2 separate regions of the Homo sapiens genome follow, and region 1 is linked to region 2. A link is a loop called in an ENCODE intact Hi-C map of the cell type or tissue named here. Cell type or tissue: psoas muscle. All regions are shown on one strand. Each heading gives the region's core, and the rest is flanking DNA. Links, peaks and the distances in the headings are about the cores only.

Region 1 (8,339 bases), core at 327-8,326, 690 kb after region 2:
ATTATAAAGGCATTCAAAGGCAAAAAAGCGTGTGCATATACATATGTGCATATATGTCTATATGTGTATACATATTTCTGTATATATGTACTTCATAGATACATATATCTCTCATCATATGTGTAACTCAGCATCATGCAATAGAGCAATAATTTATTGTACAGCTTCTGTCTGCCAGGTACAGCATAGTATTAGACACTATAGGGTACAGAAAGAAAAACTGGCCATGGTTTCTACTGTCAAAAAGAATACAGACTCATGCATTTAATTTTCCCTCCTAAAGGAAAACCTTTAAATTTTATCTCAGAGCAATGCTTAGGAATTTGGGCTCTCTTAAGGAATTCAGAATAGCAAAAGGTATAAGATTCTATTCACCCAGGAGGGACTTCTTACTCTTCGTAGCTCAGTAAGGGATAGGTTACTTTCAAGAGGGGTATTATATAGGAGGCTATGCCCAAGTGTGAAATACTAGAAGAGATACCTTACCAGTGAGCTGCAATTATAACAAAGGTTTCCTTTATAACAACAGTTAACATACACTCATTTCCATCTTGTTCTTCCAGATTCCAGGCAAAAATCTTCATTTTAAAACAATTCAGTTATCTTAATTCGGAAAAGACAAAAGGGAAATGTAGTAGCTATCTTCAAATACTTAAGATCTTTCTTACGTTGCTCCACAACCAGGACCAGTGGATAGAAGTTACAGAGAGGCGGCCGGGCACGGTGGCTCATGCCTGTAATCCCAGCACTTTGGGAGACCGAGGCGGGTAGATTACCTGAGATCAAGAGTTCGAGACCAGCCTGGCCAATATGGTGAAACCCCATCTTTACTAAAAATACAAAAATTAGCCGGGCATGGTAGCACGCACCTGTAATCCCAGCTACTCGGGAGGCTGAGGCAGGAGAATTGCTTGAGCCCGGGAGGCAGAGGTTGCAGTGAGCCAAGATCGTGCCCTGCACTCCAGCCTGGCCGATAGAGCGAGACTCTGTCTCAAAAAAAAAGAAGTTACAGAGAGGCCACTTTTAGCTCAAATAAGAAAGAATTTATGAGTTGCCTCAGGAGATAATGAGCTCCCCAGCCCTGGAAGTATACAAGCAGATGGATGGCCATCTGCCAGGGCTGCCCTAGAGGGTATTCCAGCAGTAGATTAGGAGGTTGAATGAGGTAACTTCCATCTGTAAATTCTTGGATTCTCTCAGTCTGTCTTCTTGGCCCAAGGCTAAAAGGAAATTTGGATCTTTGGAGAAATGTAACACTTATTGTTGAAAGTAAAAACTTGCCTTATGTTTTTGGACCTTTTTCTTTAGATGTATGGGTGCTTTTCTTTAAATGCAGCGAAGATACTTAATACCAGAAAAGGCAATAATTACTTAAGTGCTCTATTGACAAAAGTAATATTATTGACACACTGAAGTGTTACTAGGTAAATAGCATTAATGGCCTTTTTTAAAAAGGATACATTTACATGAGAGGAAGACAGTTCCAAAATAAAACCAATCTGAATAGATGAACATCATGTTTGTTTTTTAAAATGACTTCTTGTAACACACACATGCATATACTTTCAGGAATGAAAACAGTAAGTAGAGTAAAAATGAAAACGTGTCTCTATATATTGCTTTATGCTTCCATGTCAGACTGCACCTCCTGCCAGAGGAAGGATGGTTTTCTTCAAGCATTTTCCAGCATTAAGCATTTGGGTAAACTTCAGCACACACGGCAGGGTGCGGTGGCTCACGCTGTAATCTCAGCACTTTGGGAGGCTGAGGCGGGCAGATCACATGAGGTCAGGAGTTCGAGACCAGCCTGACTGACCAACATGGTGAAACTGTGTCTCTACTAAAAATACAAAAAGTACCCGGGCGTCGTGGCGGGTGCCTGTAATCCCAGCTACTCAGGAGGCTGAGGCAGGAGAATCACTTGAACCCGGGAGGCAGAGGTTGTAGTGAGCTGAGATTGCGCCACTGCACTCCAGCCTGGTGACAGAGCTAGACTCCGTCTCAAAAAAAAAAAATCCAGCACACACAATAATACCTTGTTCTTCTGAATACAAACTGACTCCAAGCTACCCTCCCCCTCCACCCTTCTGAGGGAGTACACTGCTTTTAAAATGCTAATTAATTAGGCCCCCTGTTGAGGTGTATGGTTGACTTAAAAATTTGGCTGGGAAAGAGGAATAGAGAAATTAAACTGAAAAACAAAAGTTGAAGAGGTAGACCCAGCTGAAAATACCTATATACAAATACCTATACAGTTAATAACCAAGTAAGTCTTATCTCTCCCAACCCCAAAGACAAGATTTTTATTTTTGGTAGCGATAGAAGGGTCTGTTTTATGGTGTAGTTGGCTAAAGAAGTGGGTGGGGGAAGGGAGAAAAGGTTTATTAAATACTGGAGGCTACTCCCAGGACTGTGTTTTCAACCATCAGTTGAAGGTAGTGAACAATTACTCCGTGGCTCCTAGGTGGCAGGCACTGTCCTCGATTTTTGCTGGTGTGGTTCCATTCCCCAAGAACCAGCTCACTCCAGTGAGACCTACACAGGCAACATTCCCCTGTGCACTCCCTTAGTGGCGGTCCCCACTAATTCCAGTCCTCAGCTCAACACTGTTGCCTCTGCACCTTACTCATTAACAACATAATCAATCCGAATGCACAAGTAAATGCATTTGGATACATATCTTATTATTTATTTTTTTTTTTTTTCAGATGGAGTCTCGCTCTGTCACCCAGGCTGGAGGGCAGTGGCATGATCTTGACTCACTGCAACCTCTGCCTACTGGGTTCAAGCAATTCTCCTGCCTCAACCTCCCCAGTAGCTGGGATTACAGGCAGCCGCCACCACACCCAGCTAATTTTTATATTTTTAGTAGGGATGGGGTTTCGCCATGTTGGCCTGGCTGATCTCGAACTCCTGACCTCAAGCGATCCACCTGCCTCGGCCTCCCAAAAGGCTGGGATTACAGGAGTGAGCCACTGCACCCGGCCCTGGACGTAGAGCTTATATATAAATTTGAACTAATGAGTAGTAAGCATTCTGAGGATAAATGTGCAAAGCACATCATGGTTTACAAAGTGCTTTCACAGCCATCATCATATTTCTCATTTCAACCCTGAGTTGTGTTATCCTCGTTTCAAAGATAAGAAAATTTGTATTTATTTTTAATATTATTTGTTTGTTTTGAGACAGGGTCTCACTCTGCTGCCCAGGCTGGAGTGCAGCGGTAGTATCATAGCTCACTGCAGCCTTCAACTCCTAGGCTTAAGCAATCCTCCTGCCTCAGCCTCCCATGTAGCTTGGATCACATGGGTGTGCCACCACACCCAGGTAATTTTTTGATTTTTTGTAAAGATGAGAGTCTCACTTTCTAGCCCAGTCTGGTCTCAAACTCCTAGGCTCAAGTGATCTGCCTGCCTCAACCTCCCAAAGTGCTGGGATTACATGTATAAGCCACCATGCCTGGCTGAAAATAGCTATTTAGTAGTAAATTATGAGCCTTTAAGTTGTATTTTCTGATTTGAAATCAAAATATTCCCCTTCCACTAGTTATATTTTAACAACCCCACCACCATCCTGATATAAAGAATCCGAGGTACAAAGTGATTCACCAAACCAAGCTGTGCCACTGAAATGAGCTAAAATCTACATTCCTGCTCCGTAAGGTTCCGGGCTCTTTTCTTGTAACTGAGCCAAGTCACCAGCTTTGCCTTGGGCCAGATGAAAAGATCAAAACATTCTTTGTAGAATGGAAAACATAGGTGAAATCAAAACAGCTGGAAAATTCAACCTATCACTTGAAATTTCAAGAGTAAAAATTAAGGTAAAAAAAATCAATCTTACTTTTAAAGTAAGTTCAACTGTATCTTTCTCTCTCTTATTCTGCGCCTTGTTTTATACATGTGCCTTGTTTCAGATGTGTCTCTCCCAGGGGCAGGGTCCAATTGTTTATCATTTTAAAATACAATATTTGGAAAACATTCCCCAGGATAACATACACCGTCCATTATACAGGTTTTAGTCACTAGGGCTGAAACTAAGCATCTAGACTCTGAGTCCAGACAGAACTGTGCTATTCTTTGTTTAACAGAGCACATGGTTGACATTTAATAAATGTTAGATAATAAAAATAGAAGCAGTACTTCAACATAACAATATCTGGAGAATCTCATTAAGCACAAAGTAAGGTAAACAAACCACCATCACACATCTGGATTTGCATATAAAAGCACGTTCTCCTTCCATTATAAAAGACAGGGACCTGCTGGACAGCATGTTTCACCCAACACCATGGTAAGAGAAGGGAAAAAAAGGTTATTTTGTTCAGCTCTCTTCCCTAATTATACCTTAGATCTGAGTAAAGAAAATATAGCACACATGATCAGAAATAATTTATCACTAAATAAATAGCAATGGAGTAGGGGGTTAATCACATTATCAATAACATGGTGAGCAGAAATGGACAGATGGGAGCACCAAATTATTGACAACAGCATGAAACAGAAAAGGAAATTCAAAGCCAGAGGAGATGAGTCAAGAAATTAAACTTGGTTTCCATGTTAATTCAAAATTGTTTGGGAGCTGAAGGAAGAGGGAAGCAATGACAACTCCAGCAGAGAAACTGCTCATTAATATCCTAGCAAAACAATCCTCTGATAATAGGAAATATTATGATGTCTCCAGAGAAAAGAGAGAAATTCAGATTTACTCTCCCATGCATAGAGCTCATGGATGCTTTAACACAGTACATTCAACCAAGCTGAATAAATATCAACAAGAAGGTTAAAACATTGATTAGGGGAAATACTTCACATTACTGACATCCGAAAACAAACAAACCAGCTAAAAACAAAGCAGGCGGGGACGGGGGTGGGGGGGTGGGGGATGTAGGCTGTTTTATTCCTCTGGAAGTAATGCTGGTGATTTGTGGTTCCAGCTGCCCAGCAGGTGGCTTGAGGTAGGGATTGGGGAGTAGGAAGCAGAGGGAATGAGAGGTGGGAGGGAACATTTCCTTGGTGCAAAGCTATTGAATGCTGCTACTATTGGGTTTATTATGCTGTTTTATGAAGCGATACAAGAGATTACCCAAACATCTTCAGCTAACATCAAGACTGCACTGGACACCTAATAAAACAAGTAGCTTGGCCGGGCGCTGTGGCCCACGCCTGTAATTCCAGTACTTTGGGAAGCCGAGGTGGGTGGATCATTTGAGGTCAGGAGTTGGAGACCAGCCTGGCCAATATGGTGAAATCTGGCCTCTACTAAAAATACAAAAATCAGCCGGGGGTGGTGGCAGGCGCCTGTAGTCTCAGCTGCTCGGAAGGCTGAGGCAAGAGAATCACTTTAAACTGGGAGGCGGAGGTTGCAGGAGCCGAAATCGCACCACTGCACTCCAGCCTGGGCGACAGAGCGAGACTCTGTCTCAAAAAAAAAAAAACCAAGAAACAAAAAACAAATGGCTTGTAAAAAATTGCCAAATCTTCTAGATGATTGAATCTATATAAATCCTCTCCTGTCTAGCCTTTTGGTGTCATATCACTTCATAATACTTGTCTAATCTTAGCCAAAACAAGGATAAGAAGTTGGAGGTTACAGCAAGAATTTAGGAAGGGACTCCTCCTTATGTTCACATACTTAAAAAATGGTCTTTCTCTTTCTACCTTTAGTTACCAAAGAGCATGGGGGTGCTGGGAAAGGTCAGCCCAGCTGCCTGATGCTAAATAAAACTGCTCTCAACTCTCAGTATCACTGCATCTCTGAAGGTGGAGGGAAAACATGAAGCTTCCCTGGTGTCTTGCCGGCCATCGTGCAGTTAAGACCCCAAGGCGCCTCATCTCTTTTGCCACACTGTTCACAGACATCTTGAAGGGAAAAACGAAATTGCTGGCAAGTTGGCATAATGTCAACGCATCAGTAGATCCCACTGAGATTCTTTAAAGAAAAAAAAAAACCATACATTTTCACAGCTTATCCCAACTGTCCTTGCCGTATGTTCCTGTACGCGGTAGACTTTTTGGACTATGAGGAAATCAAAAAACAAAGTGTAGCAACTGGCCAGTTGTGGTGGCTCACACCTGTAATCCCAGCACTTTGGGAGGCTGAGGCTGGAGGATCGCTTGAGGTCAGGAGTTCAAGACTAGCTTGGTCAATATGGCGAAACCCCATCTCTACTAAAAATACAAAAATTAGCTGGATACGGTGGTGCATGCCTGTAATCCCAGCTACTTGGGAGGTTGAGGCAGGAGAATTGCTTGAACCCAGGAGGTGGAGGTCGCAGTGAGCTGAGATCTCACCACTGCGCTCCAGCCTGAGTGACAGAGCGAGACTCTGTTTCAAAAACAAACAACAGACAAACCAAAGTGTAGCAACTGACCTCTTATGAGGTATTTTATATTGTGAGGGGCAAGCAAGAAATAAAAGACTAATTATGACCGAATATAAAGTATTTACTAGCTGCTGGGCACGCCACGTGCATTGTTTCATTTTCGTCAATGCAACCCTGAGGAAGGTACTATTATTAACTCAGTTTTTGCAGATGCTGAAACTGACGCTTAACGAAATTCACTTGCCCAATGTCACGCAAGTCAGTAAGTGGCAAAGCCAGCACTTTCTGATGTCGAGAGACCATTCTTCCTACCCACTATGCCACATACACCAATTAGAAGTCTCAAAAAAATAGAATGGGTTATTGGGCAAAAAGATAAGTTCCCTAAGACAGAAGATGTTCACCCATCTCCAGTGTGAGTAGAGAAGGGACAAAGGCACTGAGTCACTCAGTATGAGGACACAGTAGGTGATCTCTGAGGTACTTTTTTTCTTCCACTTAAAAAATATATAATTCATATGCCATAAAATTCACCATTTTAAAGTGTACGACTCCGTGGTTTTTAGTATATTTGCAAGGTCATACAGCCATTGCCACTAATTCCAGAACATTTTTGCCACCGCCCCTGAAAAAATTCCAAATCTTTTCATTACCAAATATCCATGAACACCCTCCCCTCTCCCCAGTCCCTGGCAACCACTAATCTACTTTCTATTGGTTTTCCTATTCTACATATTTCATATAAAGGAATCATACAATATGTGGCCATACAATTGGGGACCGCCTTCTCCACCTAGCATAAAGTTTTCAAGATTCATTATGTCGCATGTTATCTGTACTTCATTCCTTTTTTAAGGGCAAAGAATATTCCCCTATATGAATATACCACATTTGGTTTCCCCAATCAGTTGACAGACTCTAAAGTACTTTCAATTCTGAGATTTTATGACACAGATTTTATGCACACAATTGTGGATTATGTCCTTAATCCAACTGAAACAACACGAATGACAACTTGATTTAGCTCTGGAACTGTATTTGCCACATCTTGCTAGACATCTGTAAGTTGAGACAACACTGCTACCTAAAACTCAACATGGCCAAAATTACACTGATTTTCCCCTCAAAGCCTATCTCTGCTCTATGCTTTCCCAGTTGTTAATCAATCTCTTTGGTTCACAGAAAGTCTTGTTTTTTAAACTCCTCCCTCTCCTTATGCTACATATTAACTTACATGCTAACATCTGTAATTTCTACCTCAACTACACCATTTTTCCCCTTTCTGTTCCTACTTTACCAAATGTAAGCCTCTTGTTCAGATATTATCACTCTGCTAGCCTTCCTGCCTCCCAACTCTCCTTTGCCTGCTTTATTCTACTTTAGCATAATTCAGCTGCTGAGTTAATCTCTTTAAATGTTTAGTTGTGTTCAAGTCATTCCCAAGATCAAACACCTTGAATGGAATGCAAACTTCTCAGAATTTCTGCCCCTTAGTCCAGTGTAGATAACTGCAATTTAGGGAGGGAGAAAAGCAGAAAATTAATATTCATGTACTTGTCACTACTAGGCTGTAAACACCTTTAAGTACAGAAACTATTTCTGCAGCCGGGTAAAAAAGACAAGCTTTGGTGGAAGACAGACCTTATCTTGAATCCTAGCTGTGCCACTGGGAACATCATAATCACTACTAGCTTCAGTTACCTGCTCTGTAAAAATGGAGAAAAACCACTTACCTTATGAGGTTTTTGTGAAGACAGGAGTCATGTATGTAGTGTACAGCACCTGACACATAGTTTGTACTCATTAAGTTGTAGCTAATATTTTTATTTTTTATTTTATTTTGATTGCTGGGCTGGAGTGCAGATCATGGCTCACTGCAACCTCCGCTTCCTGGGCTCAAGTGATCCTCCCACTTCAGCCTCCCAAGTAGCTGTGACTACAGGCGCACATCACCTCACCTAGCTAATTTTTCTATTGTTTGTAAGATGGTGTTTCACCATGTTGCCCAAGCTGGTCT
Region 2 (8,339 bases), core at 27-8,026:
GGTTCTTTTAAAATAAAAGTCTTAATTCTTTAGTTGACTGAAAGACTCTAATCTTTAGGGTCAACTAATCAGGTTTGGTGTTTTTTTTGTGTGTGTTTTTTTTTTTTTTTTTTGACTGTTTCTAAATCCTGACATAGTCCAGAGGAGCCAGACTGACACGTGAAGTCATCGAATGCTGATTAAACAGAGGGGGAGTAGGCAGGAGAGCTGCCTCAGAAAGGGCCCCTAGGAATCCACACACAGGCTCTAAATCTAGATGTATCAGGCTCAGAATTTCCACTGAGTTTACACTTTACGACTATAGCAAAGAACAGCTAGAATCCCAGGTTGAAGTTGATGCCATTCTTGGAATTTGTGTTTGGCTCATGAATTTACATTTCCTACCACAGTAAACTTCTTTTTATAAGAGGAATATAGCAGCACACTCATTCTTTTCTAAATTGCTTTTAAAGAGAAATTTGATTCAGTTTATCAATTCTGCCCAAACAACAACATAAAGGTAAAAACACTGATTTTTACTCATGAGAATTTCTTTTCTTTCTTTCTTTCTTTCTTTCTTTCTTTCTTTCTTTCTTTCTTTCTTTCTTTCTTTCTTTCTTTTTCTTTCTTTCTTTCCCCCCAGAGGACTTTGTTATCCAGCATTTGCCAAGTGCTCTATTTCATGTGGTTTAATGAAAGTCTTGGGTCCCATTTTTCTTTGAGATCAGTTTGAGAGGTCCATATTTCTTTCATTTAAAAAGTCAGAATTTCTTTTCTGAATCTCAAGTTTTGAGTATTATCATGACAAAGGTAGACAAGCTGGCAGAGGAAGCCGAAGAAGTTCTCAGAATCTGAAAGCCTAATAAATGGAGATGAATGGATTTTGAATAACAAAACTCTAGTGCCATCTAACTTTGGGAAAATAAAATAGAACCTTTGCTAAATATTGATGTGTTTTGGAGAATAAAATTTTAGAGCTAAATACTAAAAATTTTAAGATTCATCAACTTTTACCCTGAAGCTTTAAGTTACACACACACGCATACACACAAAAATGCAAAAATAAAATGGAACCTTAATGTCCTTAATAACTGGGACTTTATAGCTAAAGGAATGGCCAAGGAACTTGTTTCGCAGCATCCTCGGGGGAAATTACTGGTGTTTCTTAGTATCCTATTGATGTGGTTTGGGTCTGTGTCCCCGCCCAAATCTCATGTGGAATTGTAATCCCCAGTGTTGGAGGAGGGACCTGGTGGGAGGGGATTGGATCATAGGGGCAGATTTCCCCCTTGCTGTTCTCATGATAGTAAGTTCTCATGAGATCTAGTTGTTTAAAAGTGAGTAGCACCTCCCGCTCTCTCTCTTCCTCTTGCTCTGGCCATGTGAAGAAATGCCTGCTTTGCCTTCTGCCACAATTGTAAGTTTCCTGCGGCCTCCCAACCATACTTCCTGTACAGCCTGCTAAACTGTGAGCCAATTAGACACCTTCTCTTTATAAATTACCCAGTCTCAGGTAGTTCTTTACAGCAGTGCAAGAACGAGCTAATACATCTATGGATTTGCTCTAATATTTATTTACTCATTTTTCAAGGTAATCAGTTTAGCTTTTTTTCCATTTATGAAATCATGTGTTTATTTAAAGGCAGTGGCATCAAAGCCCTTGGTTGCTTGCTTTACATTGGTTTAGTGTCTACAAGGAATTACTTTGTTAAATTCAAACTTTTTTCCTCAGGGCAATCCTGTGTTTATATTTTATTTCTTAGTTCTTGATTCCAGTAGATTTTTACTCACTGAATTAAATCTGAGAGATTCATTGTTTTCTTTCTGATAGTATTTTCCAAATATCTCAGAATTAAGATCATTTTCTCTATCTTTGATAAAAATCTGCTTAGGGGTTTTAGTAAAGTGAATTTCCTTTTTTTTTTTTTTTTTTTACATTTTTGGAAGGAGACTGACTGTACCTTCAAGGGCATCTGGCCCACCTGGCTAACTCAGGGTTCCATGAGAAGTTGAGGCCAATGCAGGGGCCACCCACAGCCCTGGCCCTCTGCACTCCTTCCATCATCCTCAGCTGCACTTTGCAACATATAGGAACAAAATATCCTTGTGCTACCTTCACAAAACTAAAAGGTTCTGCCACTCTCATTTTTCCAACCCATGTACATTTACATTCTTCTGGTGAGAAGGAAAAACTCGGCCAGGTGCTGTGGCTCACGCCTGTAATCCTAGCACCTTGGGAGGCCGAGGCGGGTGGATCACGAGGTCAGGAGATCGAGACCATCTTGGCTAACATGGTGAAACCCCGTCTCTACTAAAAATACAAAAAAATTAGCCGGGCGTGGTGGTGGGCGCCTGTAGTCCCAGTTACTCGGGAGGCTGAGGCGGGAGAATGGCATGAACCCGGGAGGCAGAGCTTGCAGTGAGCCGAGATCGCGCCACCACACTCCAGCCTGGGCGACAGAGCGAGACTCCGTCTTAAAAAAAAAAAAAAAAAAAAAAAAAATCAACTTACAATAGGGTTGGGATAAGTAATGTGGGAATTGTTTTACAAATAAAACAATAAGAGCAGACTTTGCCAGTGATCAGTGACTCAAGTGCATGTTTTAGCGGTGGCATTGAAAGAACCCACTTCTAACAGCAGACCCAAAGATGAGGAGTTTTGTTGTTGTTTATGTTGCTGTTTCTATAACATGAGAGCACCTCAGAATGATACTTTCTGGTAGAAGACTTAGAAATACAACCATACATTTTACAAATTTTATTGTAAAATTTATCAAATCACCACACATTAAAGTTCTACAGTTGTATCTTCCTAACAAAGTATGCAAAACCCTAAGGCAGAGGACAGAGAAATAGTTGTTGCCGTGAGGTCTCTTGGTTTGCAAGAGTTAGGGGTGCCTCTTTGGGGATCTACCTGGAAAGTTGACTTTTGCCGAATTTGTGTTTCTGGAGTATAATGCCTAGAAATACAACAAAGTCCTTGTGGGTTGTGACTGTCTGAAACTATTCTTCAAAATAAGAAGCATTTAACTTTGTATGATGGAGACATGTTTTCCTGTGATTTAGGCAGCCTGTGTTTTCAGGGAAATTTGTCTAAACAAGATACAAATGTCAACTTAGTTTTGGGGTTCTACTTAAAATTAACTAATGAAAGTAATTTTGTATCAACATGACCAGGTTGAGAATACAAATAGAACAGGCTAACAACAGGAGACATGAATAAAATCCATAGTGGCCAAGTATCTCTAGACTCACTACATTCCTGCTAATCTTAAATTAATATTCAGAATACTTCCACTCTTCTTCTCTCTTGGAGATTCAAAGTAAGCATTTCAAATATGGGGCTTTTTTAGGGGGAAAAAATTGGGTTATGTGCTATCCACAGCCCTTTTTCTCATTTTATGCTTTGAATATTCTGATATGACACCTAGATGCTTCTGCATTATATGTTAAGTCATTTTCCCCTTGTCGAATTAGTTTGCCAAATTGCTTTCTGATCGTGACTTTTCAGGAGAGCAGACTCCGTCCCCTGCACGGCTGCAGATATTCCTTAACAGCATTTTGCAGTCATCAACGTAGAGACTCATGGAAAGTGTGAATAAATACACACTTGTAACTTCTTGATTTGAATGACCCACCTAGTTATATAAACCACATTTAAGGACCAGGATGGCCTGTTAAATTAAGAATGTTTTTGGCAGATAAAAGGGAAATACTAGGAACCTTGTTTTTTCTGCCTTTGGTTAACATATAATTAACTCAGTAACAAATTTCTATGTGCCTACAGTCTTGAAATTTAAATAATTCCACTAATACTAGGTTGATCCAACGCAAAGGTTTTCAAGCCTTAAAGTAATTAAATGTTATCTTTTTCAGTAAAATAATGTATTTTTGCCCAATTAAAATAGGGCAATATCGGTGGATTTTTGTACCCTAAAGTATTCCACAAAGGAATTCAAAAGTTAGGGGGAGAAAATAAAGAATTCTAAGTTTGTTTGTTCTTAAAAGGCTCAAAAGGTCACTATCATTCTAATATGTCTCATTAGAAGTTAAAAATTATTAAATAAACCTACACATAAAAGCATACATATATGAGTAGGTTTATGTTCTTCTTTAGTTAGTACTTTTGGATATATATAACTTCAACTTAGTACTTTTCCTCTAATTTCTCTGTCAGAATGCAGCATGATCTAGGACTGAACAATATTAAATACAGTGGCAAAGCATTTGTTATGAAAGATGCTACATTTGTGTAAGGGATTGTTATTTCGTCCAATAGGAGACTATCTTAATTTCAAAATTATTTCACCATCAGTATCTTATGCTACTGAACAAAACAACAGCTAACCTAGAGGCTAGATGCAAACAGAAACACACAACGAAATGTACAGTGAACATTCTTCCTCCATTTGTTTCCTTAGCAAATAGAATTTGATTGCTGAGTTCTTCATGGAATGATGAGTCTTTTGTATTTTATTTCTATCTATAGACACAGAGATCTGTCCCTCTGCCATGGAGATGTTGTCTTATATGAGAGTCGTATTTCAGCAAACATAATTAAACCATCACAAACAGAGCCTTCCATTAGTCAGAACAGAGTTATTGCCGTTGTGCTGTAGGTGCATGTGAAAGTATTTCACATTCTGCTGGGGGGAAAAGACCACTAAATATTGCATGGGTTTTTCTTGATCAGATTGTTTATTTCTCAACATCTTAAAGAGGTACTTAATTTTTCTTGACAGCTATTTTTGTCAACACATTAGAGAAACGGATATTAAGGGCAAAATTTGCATGGGATGCCAAGTGCTGGTATTTCCTGGAGTAATGCGTACGGTATGCATAAAAATAAATCCCATACTGTTCTCCAGAAAACGTCCTTGGCATTTGATGTGTTTTCTAAAGCTATATTCTCATAATGTCCTGCGTCTAAGGTTTCAGGGTGGTAGTGGGGCGGGGGACCGGAATCATAATTCGATTGGTGTGGTTCAATACACATTTGAGCTTCATGCAAAAATAAACAGCAGACACTAGAGGGCGCTGTTTCATTTCCTTTTTCACTGGACTGTGCTGCAGATGTCAGCGTATGGGGCACTGCAAAATATCATCATGGTCTTCTAAACAGGCCCAAATTGCAATGAAGTACAAGCTGTAGAGATCCCCTGAGTTTTAGGAGAAAGGCTGGGAAGTTCAAAACAGGGTGGATGGTAAATTAATTCAGAATTAGTAAAGAAGTAATTTTTTATTACCCTAGCCCTTCATGATTGTCTTTTGATAATTACTTAATTCCTCTGGTTGAAAGAAATTTTATTAGATTTCAAGCTCCCACTAAATGTCAAATGGTTCTAAAAATAGCTAGAATATTAGACAATGTTAAACAATTAGCGCTCTCAAGTTTTGTCGTTAGAATTTTGAGTAGAATACATACCTACTACTGGTTGAGAAACTAATTACAGAATTCCCAGTGGTCACAAATGTCAGACCCCAAGATGTTTCTTTTGATATCAAACAAATACCAAGTCAATAAGATTCCCAATTAACTTCGTTTTCAACCTTTGCTAAGCATGCACTTTCTCACCCCTTCACCCCGCAAGTAAATCTTTTAGAGCAGCAGGAAAAGGCAATGCTCTGAAGTTATCTTAACATATACTATCATATGGCTTCTCTTTGTAAAAAGAGAAGGGATTGGGTTCGAGGGGGTAGGAGAGTGGGTGGGGTTCCCCAGTTCAAGTGTCTAGTGCCACTTTGTGACATAAGAACATATGAAAAGAAGCTTCATGTTCTTATGTTACCTAGAGGAAAATTAAGGTATTGAGGCATGTAATAATTTGTGTTTCAAGTAGAGAATTAGTGGAAGAGTCAGGATCATCTCTCAGTTCTTCTGCCTTCCAGGAAGTCAACTAAAGGGCCCGTTTGTTTTCAGTTCTGTAGAAGTATTTCTCTTTAATCCAGATAGAAGTGACGGACTCAAAGGCAATGTGAGCACCATCACCACTGATTTCCAGTTCTTCTGCCTTCCAGGCACACGGGATGTTTGTGCTTCCTCATCTCTAAAAGTCAGTTACAGCCATCTGGCTGTCATTGACCAATGAAGTGGGAACAGAAGCGATATGTGTCACTTCAGGCAGAAGCACGGAAGAGCTACGGTGGGATTCTCCAGGCTGTCTTCCCTTGCAAAGGTGAATCTTGAAGCCACACATTGAGCTGACAACATTGAAGGATAATAAAGCCTCCAGCAACTTCCATTCCAGGATGACAATGAAAGCAGGGGCGACTTGTGTGAGTAAGAAAGAAACCTTTGTTAAGTCACTGAGATTGTGGGGGTGTTCTCCTTTTTTGAGACAAAAATCTCATTCTGTTGTCCAGGCTGGATTGCAGTGCCATGATCATGGCTCACTGCAGCCTCAACCGCCCAGGCTCAAGCGATCCTCCCAACTGAGCCTCCCAAGTAGCTGAGACTACAGGCATGCGCCACCACCCCTGGCTAATTTTTGTATTTTTTTTGTGGAGATGGGCTCTCACTATGTTGCTCAGGCTAGTCTCAATATCCTGGGCTCAGGTGATCTGTCTGCCTGGGTCTCCCAAAGTGCCGGAATTATAGGTATAAGCCACCACACCTGGCCTGGGGTTTTCTGTTGTGGCATTACAACCAGGTTTATCTTGATGGTAGACATGTGAAGGATGCCAACCAAGTGAGAAAACCAAAAGCCAAGAATGAAAGTGTGGCAAAAAGGATTTCAAGTAAAAAGCTTTAAGAAAAAAAACTAGAATTTTTAATCGAGGAATTTCTAATGACTTTAATATGGGAATCAATAAAGAGGTGTTGTCAAGTAAGTAATACACCATTTCCTCCTTGTATGTTTTCAGTTAAAATTCATCTAAAAAGGCAGGTGTGTTGGCTCACGCCCATAATCCCAGCACTTTAGGAGGCCAAGGTGAGTGGGTTGCCTGAGCCCGGGAGTTCGAGACCAGCCTGGGCAACATGGTAAAACCTCATCTCTACTAAAAATATAAAAAATTAGCTGGGCATGGTGGTGCATGCCTGTAGTCCCAGCTACTAAGAAGGTTGAAGTAGTAGGATCACTTGAGCACAGAAAGTCGAGGCTGCAATGAGCCAAGATCATGCTAATAGACTCCAGCCTTGGCAACAGGAGTGAGACCCTGTCTCAGGGGAAAAAAAAAAATCATCTAAGGATCTCAGGTAAAACCATAAATGACACATTATTATATTTAGCTCATAATCTGTTTGATTTCAAAAGCCTAAACCTTTAATGGCATGAATGGAAATGGTGCATAAGCTCATCTGAATCCTCTGATCTTGAAGTATGGGATAGTATGGAATCCAGGTTTTCATGCAAACAAAGAACACACACTTAGAGCAGGCGCAGTGGCTCATGCCTGTAATCCCAGCACTTTGGGAGGCCGAGGCAGGCAGATTGCGAAGTCAGGAGATTGAGACCATCCTGGCTAACATGGTGAAACCCCGTCTCTACTAAAAAAATACAAAACATTAGCGGGGCATGGTGGCGGGTGCCTGTAGTCCCAGCTATTCTGGGAGGCTGAGGCAGGAGAATGGCGTGAATCTGGGAGGCAGAGCTTGCAGTGAGCCAAGATCGTGCCACTGCACTCCAGCCTGGGCGATAGAGCCAGACTCCGTCTCAAAAAAAAAAAGATCACACACCTAACATCCATTTCTATCTTGCTGAGGACGAAGTACTGTGTCTCAGCTAGAATAGACAATGGCTTGACTCCTTAATCCATCTCAGTGCTCAGCATTTCCCCAAAAGATCTTAAGATGTCCAAGCAGAAGCAGACACATATTTTTCTCCATCAATACCAGTTGTCCGCTCAGCTGCACAGCATGTGTGACTGCTGAGATAAGCTCGAATGTGTTGACTCTCCCAGGGGGCTGGGAGAACAAAACAGCTCAGTGCACACTCAGTCTACACCGCACTTCTTCAGCCCAGTGACAGTGTGATGCCAGTGCTTTGACATATGAGACAATGGCCATTTCACTCACACTCATGTTCAAAGAACACTAAGCATTTTTGCTCAGCTTTTCAGCGTTCCCAGAAAAATATAAAAATGCTATCCGTTTAAATCCAAGACAACTTCAAAATAAACCTGAAGTGGGTTTTACTTTGTTTTTGCCCTTAGAAAGCAAAGCACTCCAGGGATATATTTAGCAGGCCTTCCATTTTGTAGTTAATTATAGCAGATACGTGTTTTTGTACCACTTACAAAAGAGGATGCTGCCTGCTTCTCTTCTACACCGAACCTTAATGCTCTGCTAATGCTCTGTAAGTACACATGAACAACAATATAATGGTGCATTAATGTTCTGGCCAACAGTGCCTTCCTGG

Evidence for each region. A loop is a pair of places that touch in the nucleus more often than their neighbours do. Peaks named below come from ENCODE experiments on the same cell type or tissue, not always from the same donor. Only the 100,000 strongest peaks of a DNase experiment are listed, where the experiment ranks them.
Region 1: it touches region 2 in a loop (5-fold over the local background); 66 of 110 quality-filtered maps call a loop at or near these places.

Annotation. Positions count from the first base shown.
Region 1 is chr11:120,497,474-120,505,812 of GRCh38, reverse strand. No RefSeq gene overlaps it. Among named protein-coding and RNA genes, the nearest start is that of GRIK4, 10 kb to the left of the region's middle. RefSeq lists enhancers at 2,037-2,096, 2,307-2,366. In psoas muscle, for the core only: no CTCF peak of the experiment used is centred there; a DNase peak (open chromatin) is centred at 5,175; H3K27me3 peaks cover 4,431 bases.
Region 2 is chr11:121,191,587-121,199,925 of GRCh38, reverse strand. No RefSeq gene overlaps it. Among named protein-coding and RNA genes, the nearest start is that of TECTA, 95 kb to the right of the region's middle. In psoas muscle, for the core only: a CTCF peak has its summit at 5,002 (motif pointing right); no DNase peak of the experiment used is centred there; H3K27me3 peaks cover 1,156 bases.